Regions from separate parts of the Homo sapiens genome. Here region 1 is linked to region 2. A link is a contact called in ENCODE Hi-C data. All regions are on one chromosome and are shown on one strand. Each heading gives the region's core, a stretch centred on a gene start or an enhancer-like site at or near the end of the contact. The rest is flanking DNA. Distances are from core to core; before and after follow the strand shown.

The links. A loop is a pair of places that touch in the nucleus more often than their neighbours do. Pooled maps may share reads with other maps.
Region 1: a loop to region 2 is called in a pooled map, with 10 times the contacts of the local background. The contact joins the promoter of NEK4 here to the promoter of SELENOK in region 2. A Hi-C loop is called at or near these places in 2 of 37 single-sample maps with no recorded cell type and 4 of 50 pooled maps.

What each region holds. Positions count from the first base shown.
Region 1 is chr3:52,768,810-52,773,956 of GRCh38, reverse strand. NEK4 (NIMA related kinase 4) reads left to right here and starts at 3,017. Exons shown (of 16, transcript NM_003157.6): 1 at 3,017-3,303. The coding sequence starts at 3,211. RefSeq lists enhancers at 2,886-2,935, 2,723-3,240 and a silencer at 3,096-3,205.
Region 2 is chr3:53,889,200-53,894,188 of GRCh38, reverse strand. It overlaps SELENOK (selenoprotein K), which reads left to right and starts at 2,330. Exons shown (of 5, transcript NM_021237.5): 1 at 2,330-2,419. The coding sequence starts at 2,401. RefSeq lists enhancers at 2,052-2,351, 2,242-3,142.

The DNA of each region.
Region 1 (5,147 bases), core at 1,768-4,267, 1.1 Mb after region 2:
AAAGTCACAAAATGAATCCACTGGATCTTAGCACATGTTGCTCCTCTGCCTGAAAAAGTTTTTGTTTAAACTTCCACTCATGCGGTGCTTGCTTGGGGCAACCTCTCCTGGATGGCCAGGCTGGGCCTGGCGGCTTTTCTGAACAGTACTGACCTCAGTTGGCAAGGGTAGCTTGTTAGTATGCATGGCCGTCTCCCTCTTCGACAGTAAGCCCCACATGGGCAGGCCCTTGTCTGTCTTGTTCATAGTTGTCCTCCAGGTCCAGGCTAGTAGACCCTTGCTAAATGTCTGTAGAATGAATGATAGGTTTTTTTTTTTTTTTTTTTTTTTAGAAGGAGTATTGCTCTGTCGCCCAGGCTGGAGTGCAGTGACATGATCTTGGCCCAATGCAATCTCCGCCTCCCGGGTTCACGTGATTCTCATGCCTCGGCCTCCTGAGTAGCTGGGATTACAGGAGCAGTGTGCCATAATTTTTTATTGTGGTAAAATATACAAAACATAAAATTTATTATTTAACCATTTTTAAGAATACAGTTCGGTGGCATAAGTACATTCATGTTTTGCATCCATCACCACCATCCATCTCCAGGACTTTTTCATTTTCCCCAGCTAAAACTCTGCACCCATTAAACACCAACCACCAATTCCCTCCTCTCTCCAACAACTGGCAACCACCATTCTACTTTCTGAATCTATGACTTTGACTACTACAGGTACCTCACATAAGCGAAATCATACTTTTGTCCTCTGTGACTGCCTTATTTTGTTTAGCATAATGTCCTCAGGGGTCGTCCATGTTGTAGCATGTCAGAACATCCTTCCTTTTTAAAAATTTATTTATTTTGAGACAGAGTCTCACTCTGTCACTCAGCTGGAGTGCAGTGGCAGGATCATGGCTCACTGCAGCCTCAACCTCCGAGGCTCAACTGATTCTCCCACCTCAGCCTCCCAGGTAGCTGGGACTACAGGCATGCGCCACCACACCCAGCTAATTTTAAAAATTTTTTGTAGAGAAGGGGGTCTCACTGTGTTTCGTAGGCTGGTCTCAAGTGATCCTCCCACCTTGGCCTCTCAAAGTGCTGGGATTAGGTGTGAGTCATAGTGTGTGGCCTCTAGAGCACTAACTTTAAAAAGCTACAATTACAAATCCTTCCTCTGTCCCTCTGAGATATATACCTATGTATTTCCTACAACCTAGGAATGTCTTTCTCAAGGACCTGAAATCCATTCCTTTGGAATGTAATCATCATAAAGGTAGGGCTCATGTCTCCCAGTCTATGTGGGAGAATAGAATCCTAACTTCCCTAATTGCCAGCTAGCAGACACAGTTGGCCTAATCACATTTACGCTAAGCACTCCTTTTAATTTTTCACTTCCCAGACTCTAAGTGAGCCCCTGCATGCTCCCCTGCCTACTCCCTTATTCTTCCTTTGGAATGCCCAATCACCCCTGCGCAAATGGAATGGAGTTCAGCTGCTTCCCCTACTGTCAGTAGTTACTGAATAAAATCTATTTTCATCATTTTAATGCCTGGCTTTGTTTATCTTTAATAATATCATTAACTAGAGTTCAATCTTTATTTATGGTTCTTTTTGTTTGGTTTTCTAGTGAAGATGAAATTGCTTTGAGTAAAATGTGCAAATACTAAATGTACCATTAGATAATTTTGACAAATTCATACACCCAAATCTCCTATCAAGATATATATCAAGGATGAGGAGAAATTTGAACCCCTGTGGATTGCTAATGGGAATGTAAAATGGTTCAGCTTGCTGTAAAAAATGGTGTGGTGGTTTCTCAATACATTAAACTAGAATTAGCATATGATCCAGCAATTTCACTTCTGAGTGTATACCCAAATGAATTAAAAAGAAAGCAGGGACTCAAACAGATATTCGTACACCCATGTTCATAGCCGAATTATTCACAATAGCCAAAAGATGGAAGCTATCCGTGTCCATGACTGCATGAATGGATAAACAAATTGTGGTGTATACATATAATGGAATATTATTTGGCCATAAAAAGGAAAGAGGCCAGGCACGATGGCGCACACCTGTAATAACGGCATTTTGGGAGGCCAACGTGGGTGAATTGCTTGAGCCGAGGAGTTCAAGACCGGTCTGGGGAACATAGTGACACCCTGTCTCTGAAAAAAAATAAAATAGGATTAGCCAGGCATGGACGTGTGTGCCTGTAGTTGGGAGGATGGCTTGAGCCCAGGAAGTCTAGGCAGCAGTGAGCACCATTGCACCACTGCACTCCAAGCTGGGTGGCAGGGCGAGACCCTGTCTCAAAAAAAAAAAAAAAAAAAAAAAAGGAAAAAAAGGAAGCGCTCTGGGAAAGGGAGGCTTTGGCTGGAACAAATGGTGAATTCTTTTGGCACCCCTGAGCTTTCTTGGGCAGGCATTTTAAAGGGGCCTAGGCCCACCTAGAGATCCGCCCTTAGGCTGTTAACTTAGCATGATGCCATGTTAGAGTTTAGTCAAGTCTCTTAGTGCAGTGGTTAGGGTAGTCGTTAAATGCTGAGGAGTCTTTGTAGTTCTCAATTAGCAGGCGAGTTTTTAGGGATGAAAGGTACTGATAATTTACTTTGAATGTATCAAAAAATAGGATGGATTGCTGGATGCAGAGACGGCATGTGATAAAGCGGATACAGCAAATGTTACTGGTAGAGAGTCTGTCACCCAGTCATTAGAACATGAGCTCCAGGAGGGCAGGGACTTTGTTGGCCTGGCACATAGGCGGTCAACAAATATTTGCAGAATGAACGAACAATACTTGTAACGGCCTTAGGACAAACAAGTGCACAAAAAGAGGAAGCTTTCCCTGACTCTGTTGTGGCGGGGATCCGGACGGTGGAACGGACGCACAGAAAGTGCGCGGAGCCTGGCGGAGTCGCTCTGGCCTCCTGGAGCCTCTGCTCTATGGCGGGTCCTCCCGGGGCTGCGGAACCTCTCTGGCCGCTCGTGGCGTCCGCTCTATGGCCGTCCTTTGGGGACGCAGGAGCATGCGCAGAACTGCTCCCGGCCCGGATCGCTATGGCAGCGGCGTCGTCGCGGGCCGGGCCCCAGCAATCCCGCCCGGGCCCGGCTGCCTCAACAGCCGCCCCCACTGCCCCCTCTCGGGCATGAACCGAGCTTCTTGTTGCCGCCCGCTGCCCTACCCGCCGCTGCCGCCGCATCCCGACTCTGGGCCAGCGCTGGGAACATGCCCCTGGCCGCCTACTGCTACCTGCGGGTCGTGGGCAAGGGGAGCTATGGAGAGGTGACGCTTGTGAAGCACCGGCGGGACGGCAAGCAGGTCTGCAGGGGTGGGGCCCGGCAAGGGGCGGGGGCGGGCAGAAGTGCGCCGAGGGCGCCGACCGGTAGATTAGGTCGGGGGTGGTCGCAAGAGGCTCATCTCGGATGGCGTTTCCTCAGGGAAATGGTCCCAGACCAAGACGAGGCCTGGCCTCCCTGTAATATGCGCCCAGAACTACTTCTACTTCTTTGTTGTGTTAAATTTTTTTCCTTTTAATTTTCATTTTCTTTAATTACAATTCTAAGTTTTATGTAAAAATTTTCAGTCTCTGCCTATCTACTTCTTTGTTGTACTAATTGGCATGCGTGATCTACACACCTTTCTCCCAACCCCGATACTCTCATGAGAGCCGGTATCATGCATTCCCAGGACTTAATACAGCGCCTAGCAAGCATTATTCCTTGAATGAAGGGCCCCAAACGTCTCTACTGTAGACTGCTGGATTCACTTAAAACTCGACTCATTTTCTTCCCGCCAAACCTTCTCTCATGTCTTCCGTTTCAGTGAATAGTGACACCAACCCACCAGTTGCCCAAGCCGGACACCTGGAGTCATTTTTAAGCCTCCCCACGCACCCCAACACTGATTATATTCATCTATCACTAAGACAATAGGCCTCCTCTCATCTCTACTGCTACCACCCCAATCCAGGACACCCTGTTGTCTCTAGCAAAGCTATGGCCACGGTTTCCCAACTGGTCGCCGCCACTTGACTTGCTTTTCTCCAATCCATCACTTTCACTGCAGCCTCAGTGATCTTTCTCAAATTTAAATCTGATGTTGTCACTCCTCTGTTTAAAACACTTTATCCCATTACTCTCAGGATAATGAACCAATTATTCAATGTGGTTTATTAATAGGGTGACAATATAATGTACAAACTGGGACAATTTTGAAACTGAAAGGCATTATTAATAGTTACACCAGGACAGTAGGACTGCTCCAGGCAAGCTGAGAAGAGATGTTCCCCCTAAATATAGGGCCCAATTGCCTGTTCTTCCTTGTCTCTGGTGCTAGTTGCTTTGCGTGGAACACAAGCTCATGCATAAGAAATTTATTCAGTAGGCATTGGGGGAATCATTGGATTTTGGGGCTGATGATAGGGAACTAGCAATAGCTAGTTATTTGAGCTTTAGTTTACACTTCACAAAACACATTTATCTATGTGTTGAAGAAATGAATTGTATGGTCTTTGAAATGATTGAGGGCAATGTATTAGGTATTAGAGGCTATTGATTTCTTTTAAGTGTGAATAATTTTGTATGCTGAAGATCAGTGACTATTAAACTTATGGGGCCATGGATCCCTTTGAGTATCTAACGTAATCCACAGACTATTCTGTCTGCAAATGTATAGTCAAGCTATATTTTATTCACCTTTTTGGGAGAGCTTAGATATTAAGGAATTTCTTTTTTTATTTTTTATTTTTTTTGAGACAGAGTCTTGCTCTGCCTCCCAGGCTGGAGTGCAGTGGTGCGATGTTGGCTCACTGCTGCAACTACTGCCTCCCAGGTTCAAGCAATTCTCCTGTGTCAGCCTCCCGAGTTGCTGGGACTATGGGTACACACCACCACGCCGGGCTAATTTTTGTATTTTTAGTAGAGACAGGTTTCACCATGTTGACCAGGCTGGTCTTGAACTCCTGACCTCAGGTGATCCACCCGCCTCACCCTCCCAAAGTGCTGGGATTACAGGTGTGAGCCACTGTGTATGGCCAGATATTAAGGAATTGCTAACACAGGTTTTATAATTGATCCAATGGTATGTTATCTTGAACTCACTTTTTTTAGTCATTAATGAAATTGTGAAATGCAGATGGGAAAGGTAATTTTTGTGGCCCTACA
Region 2 (4,989 bases), core at 1,081-3,580:
TCACCTTTGTTATTCGAGAGGAACATGCCTTGCCTTGAAGGATTGATTAGATTTTAGCAGGTGGAGAAAGTTCCTTTCAAGAGGAAACACATGAGCAGAGGCAACAAGGCAGGAAAACAAAGGGTCTACTAGGGAAGTAGAAATCAGAGAGCAAAATCTAAGATGTATCAGGAAAGCCCTTAATGCCAGACCAGGGAGGCTGAATTATGTTTGTCAGGTGGTGGGAAGAAACGGAAGGTCTGTGAATGGGAGAGGCAAGATTGGATTAAACTAACAGGTGAAGATAGCATGAAATGGAGTACGGAGAAACTAGAGGTAGCTCATTAGGAAATCACTGCATTAAATCTCAGGCAAAAATGATCTAGATAAAGGAATGGAAAGGAAGAGATAGCCTCACAATGTCCGATACTCAGGAGATCCCAATGTTAGTTTCTTTCCTCTTTTGGCAATTGGAGAGATTTTAAGCAATTGTCAAAAAATTGTCTAAAAAAATCTCATTCAACCAACCAACAAATATCTGAGCACCTACTACTTGCCAAGAACTATGACAGACCTTGAAGATATAAAAGACAATAAGGCAGACAGGATTCCTGACCTCTTACGTCTTATATTTTCTTGAAGACAAGAGACAAATCAATTATCAGACAGTTTCACAATGTGAATTACTATGAAGAAAATAAACACGGAGATGAGTGGCCAGGGAAGGGCACCCAGAAGTGGTGACAACTAAGCAGAGGGCTAAAGGATAAAATGAGCTGGATGTGCAAGGAGTCCGAGGAAGAGGGTTCCAGGTAGAGGGACAAGTATGGGCAGAGTCCTGGAGGTATCAGTAAAACCCGGGGTGTTCACAAACTAAAACAACAATGTTGCCAGAGCATAATCTGGGTGGGGGTGTTCATAAACTAAAACAACAATGTTGCCAGAGCATAATCTGGGTGGGGAGATGTGGCTGGAAGTACAGTGAGAGGAGCAATCAAGAGGACAAGTCACCTTGGGCCTGCAGGCCATGACAAGGAACTGGATTTTAAGAGCAATAGGAAGTCACTAAATTTTAGTGTCCAAAAGGTTTTAGGCAAGGGAACGAGATGATCTCCGTTTTAAGATCGATCTTGCTACAGTTTGTAAAACTGCCTAAGGATGGTAAAAGACTGAACCTGAGATTTCATTTAGAAGGAAACTAGCGTAGAGCAGGTGAGAGATGATGGTGGCATGGTCTAGATTAAGAAAGGCCCTTGGGAAAATTAACGGCCCTGCCCTAATATTTTTGCAGAAATGATCCTTTATGATTGTGCTGCACAAATCCCAAATGAGGTGAAGGATGTTGTCTTGTCCTATTATGAACTTTTCTGGGGAAAATGCTCTCTCCAAAATCAACATAAAATTAGATCTTTGTCAGTTCTAAGTATTAGAACATAAAATCTTAACCAAAGTTGTTAAACTCAAAATAGATTTTCAGCATGTAATTTTCATTTTCTGGAAGGTGATTAGGAATCTTTCCAAAGAGATGACACATGGCTTGAGAACTGGGGGCGGGAAGTCAAAGGAAGCAGCCATTAGGTCTCCACGCTGAAAGAATAGCTAAGTGCAGAGGCCTTGAGAAGGGAATGAAATGGCCACGTTCAAGGAACAGAGGCAGCCCACTGGCTGTAGCAGAGTAAATATCCATGGTATGTGGTCCACATTTACTGAATGTCCAAGACATGTCTTCTAATTCGTCTGTCACCAAAGTGGTCATAAGCAGTCGCCATCAATAAGAAACAAGCAGAGAAAGGGCCTACAGTTCAATTTATTTTTCAGTTGCCTCACAAAAGGCTAAGAAAAACTTAGTTTCTGGTGAACCCAGGTAGACATGCTCATTTTAAAGAGAATGAATATATCTAGGAAGAGCCTGGCAGTATATTCCCAAAGGCGTGACAATAAAGTTCCTTAACGTGTAGTCAGCACCCTCAAACGTCAACACGTCTGGAAAATTCGGAAGCGTTTCCTCCTGTCAGCGGCCCTTCAAGCTACCTCATACAGGGCAGCCTCTCCTACCCAGACCCGGAGCCTATCAATCGACGAGAAAACAGCTTCCCCTCACTGGGCGGTGCGAACCAACTCTGCACGATCAAGTCGGATAGAGGACTGGCAACCGCGGGCACTACAGGGCAGTCCTTAACGTCATATCCGGTTGTCAGCTCGGCCGCCTCCGCCTAACCAGAAGTCGCAGATGTGACGATGCAAAAACGCCCGTCGGGGGCGCGTCTCTTTCAGCAGCCAATGGGCTCTGCCCACCTTCGTCCTCGTCAGCATTTTGTCTAATCGCGGCCTGTGACGCTCGAAGGGCGGGGAGCAGAGGGAGATACAGAAACCGACAGGGGCCAGGCGCCCGGTGGCTCCGAAGCGGGGAAGTGGGACAAGATGGTTTACATCTCGAACGGTAAGTTGAGAGCGGGCTGTGGCTTCGACCGGTGACTTGTAAGATCGGACTCCAGGTTCCTTTCATCGTCGCTCGCTGAGTCTTGAGCCCGGTGCGGCTTCCCCGGGCTTAGCGCCCCGCGGCCGGGCGGAGCTGGACCGAAGTCGCCTCGGCTTGCGGCGCGTCAGCCGATGGTCTCTGAGCCGGCAGTCGGGGGCCGAGGTCCCGCCGGCCTCACGTTGAGTACTGGGAGCCCTGCAACCCCGCCTTCGTGCAGCAAGCGCTTGATTGTGGATTTGCGAGGGTGGTCTTTCCTCTCTCGGGTGTCGGTATCCTTAAAACTAGTAAGGACAATGATGCCGACGCTGTACACGTAGCGCTTGTGCCCTGGACAGTGTTTCAGTTATTTGCTTATCGTCACATTCAATCCTGTTTTACGGGTGGAAACTCTGAGGCTCAGATAGATTAAATAGCTTGCCTGGGCTATTTAAGTCACAGAGGTAACTTAATGGCTGAGTCGGGATTCGATCACAGGTAGGCTGACGTCAGCGTCCTTGTTATCTGTTATGCTGCCTCTGTCTACAACGTGTAAAAAGACCGAGCCGACCTAGGATGATAATTAGATGAAAGCTTTGCATAGGCTTTTTCCCCAGGAAAGGGTAGCTAGTCAAACATGGAATTTTTTGCTCGAATTTCAAGGGGCATGGGAAGAAGTACTATCTTCCCCTAGGAGCAAGTTAATTATTACCGGAATGGAGAATCCGAGAGACTTAATTCTGCGAACCCACAAAGAAGATGACCGGAAAGGAAGGACATGACTGTGTCAGATCAGTGCTAGAGCTGCCTGCCCACCTGTTTGACTCAGGTGAAATTCTTTGGTACAGTCTTAACAAGGAGTTGTGGATCATTGGAACTAGGTCTTGGTTCTATTTGAGTCATCTGTTTTTCTCCAGAGACGAGTAAGGTAGTCAGTGAGGAGCCTTCTGGCTGACTGCACTTTTGCATTTCTTGACTTTTAAAAATCTCCCCTTCTCATCTCCCACTTAAAAATCTTTGAAACAAGTAGATTGATGGACACTACAGAAAAGCATCAAAATTTCATCTTAGTTTTGGGCGCTTTCAGACTTTAGTCTGTTTTATAGCCTGTTTTATAGCCTTTGTGATATAAGCTTAAGGCTGGAAGCTTCTGTATGAATTATTGAATAATTCCTTGTATTTGTTGTGTCTTACTGTGTTCGCATTATTTCATTTGGTCCACATAAGTAGCCGATTAGGACTCTTTATCGTACTTTAAAAGTTGAGAAACACAACTGCATTCAAACACCTTACTTCTCTCTGGGGATATTGGTGGAAGGGACATTCTGCCTTAAGAAAGGGAAAGTGGAAAAGCAAGATAGAATCACAGAGGAAGAAATGACAGGTTCCAATTAGATCCACCTTCTTAGGACTGTATTATCAGCACTTGACAAAATCTTTCTCTTGCTGTCAGATGACTTTTTTTTTTCCAAAAATCTTATGTGATGGCTAGCCCTGGAATACTTTTTGTTGGAGAAAGAAAATGTCACATCAGCCAACGAAGCAGAGCTAGTAAGAGGCAGAGAACTAAGCCTGTCACCCACCCTCTAAACTTTTGTAGCCCCTTGCTCTCAGTAGCACAGTGAGAGCTTAGATCCAAGTGGGTATCTGAAATTAAGCTGGTCAAGAAAAGAGGAAAAGTAAACCCTCATGGAGTGGGTAGAGGTGAGTGGGGTTAACTCTTGGGATAATGGAAAGGAGAGGTAGTTGACAGTTACTCTTCCCCGAAAATATTCTGACATCTTGATTTGCAAGGCTGAAATATAGTGTACCAACTTATGTTGTAGCTTCTATTAAAGTGGTTTGAAAAATAGATCCAGTTTTGCTTAAGATAAAGCTAGAGTCTATTAGAATTAAGAGTATGCTGTTATAGAAAACAGTAGTTATTTTAATGAAGAACAAGCCAAATTCTCTTTAGTACTTAGAGCATACACACTCTTTATAAGAATTTTATAAAAATAACTGATTCCAAAGACTTGTAAGAGTATGAATACGCAATCTTTTTATACAGGCAAGAGACTTTGCAAATGAAAAGAAATACTCAGCATGTTTAGGAATATGGAAGTGGTGTGAGCATTCCTTTATATTCACCCGTCCCATTTGTTTCTTCAAAGTACTTGAATAAAGAGGTATTTTTACACCCATGTTGATAGCAGCATTATTCACAGTAGTCAGAAGGTGGAAGCAACTCAAGTGTCCATCAACAGATATGAGTGGGTAAACAAAATGTAGTATATACATACAAGGATATATTATTCAACCTTCAGGAAGGAGATTTTGACACATACTGCAACATGGATGAACTTTGAAGACATGCCAAGTGAAAAGCTGGTCACTAAAGGATAGAAATTGTATTATTCTTCTTTTATGAGGTTCCTAGAGTAGTCAAATTTGTCGGGACAGAAAGTAGAATGGTGGTTGCCAGGGGCTGGGCGGAGAAGGTAATGGGAATCAGGGTTTAATGGGTATAGAGTTTCAGCTGGAGAAGATGAAAAACTTCTAGAGGTGGATGGTGG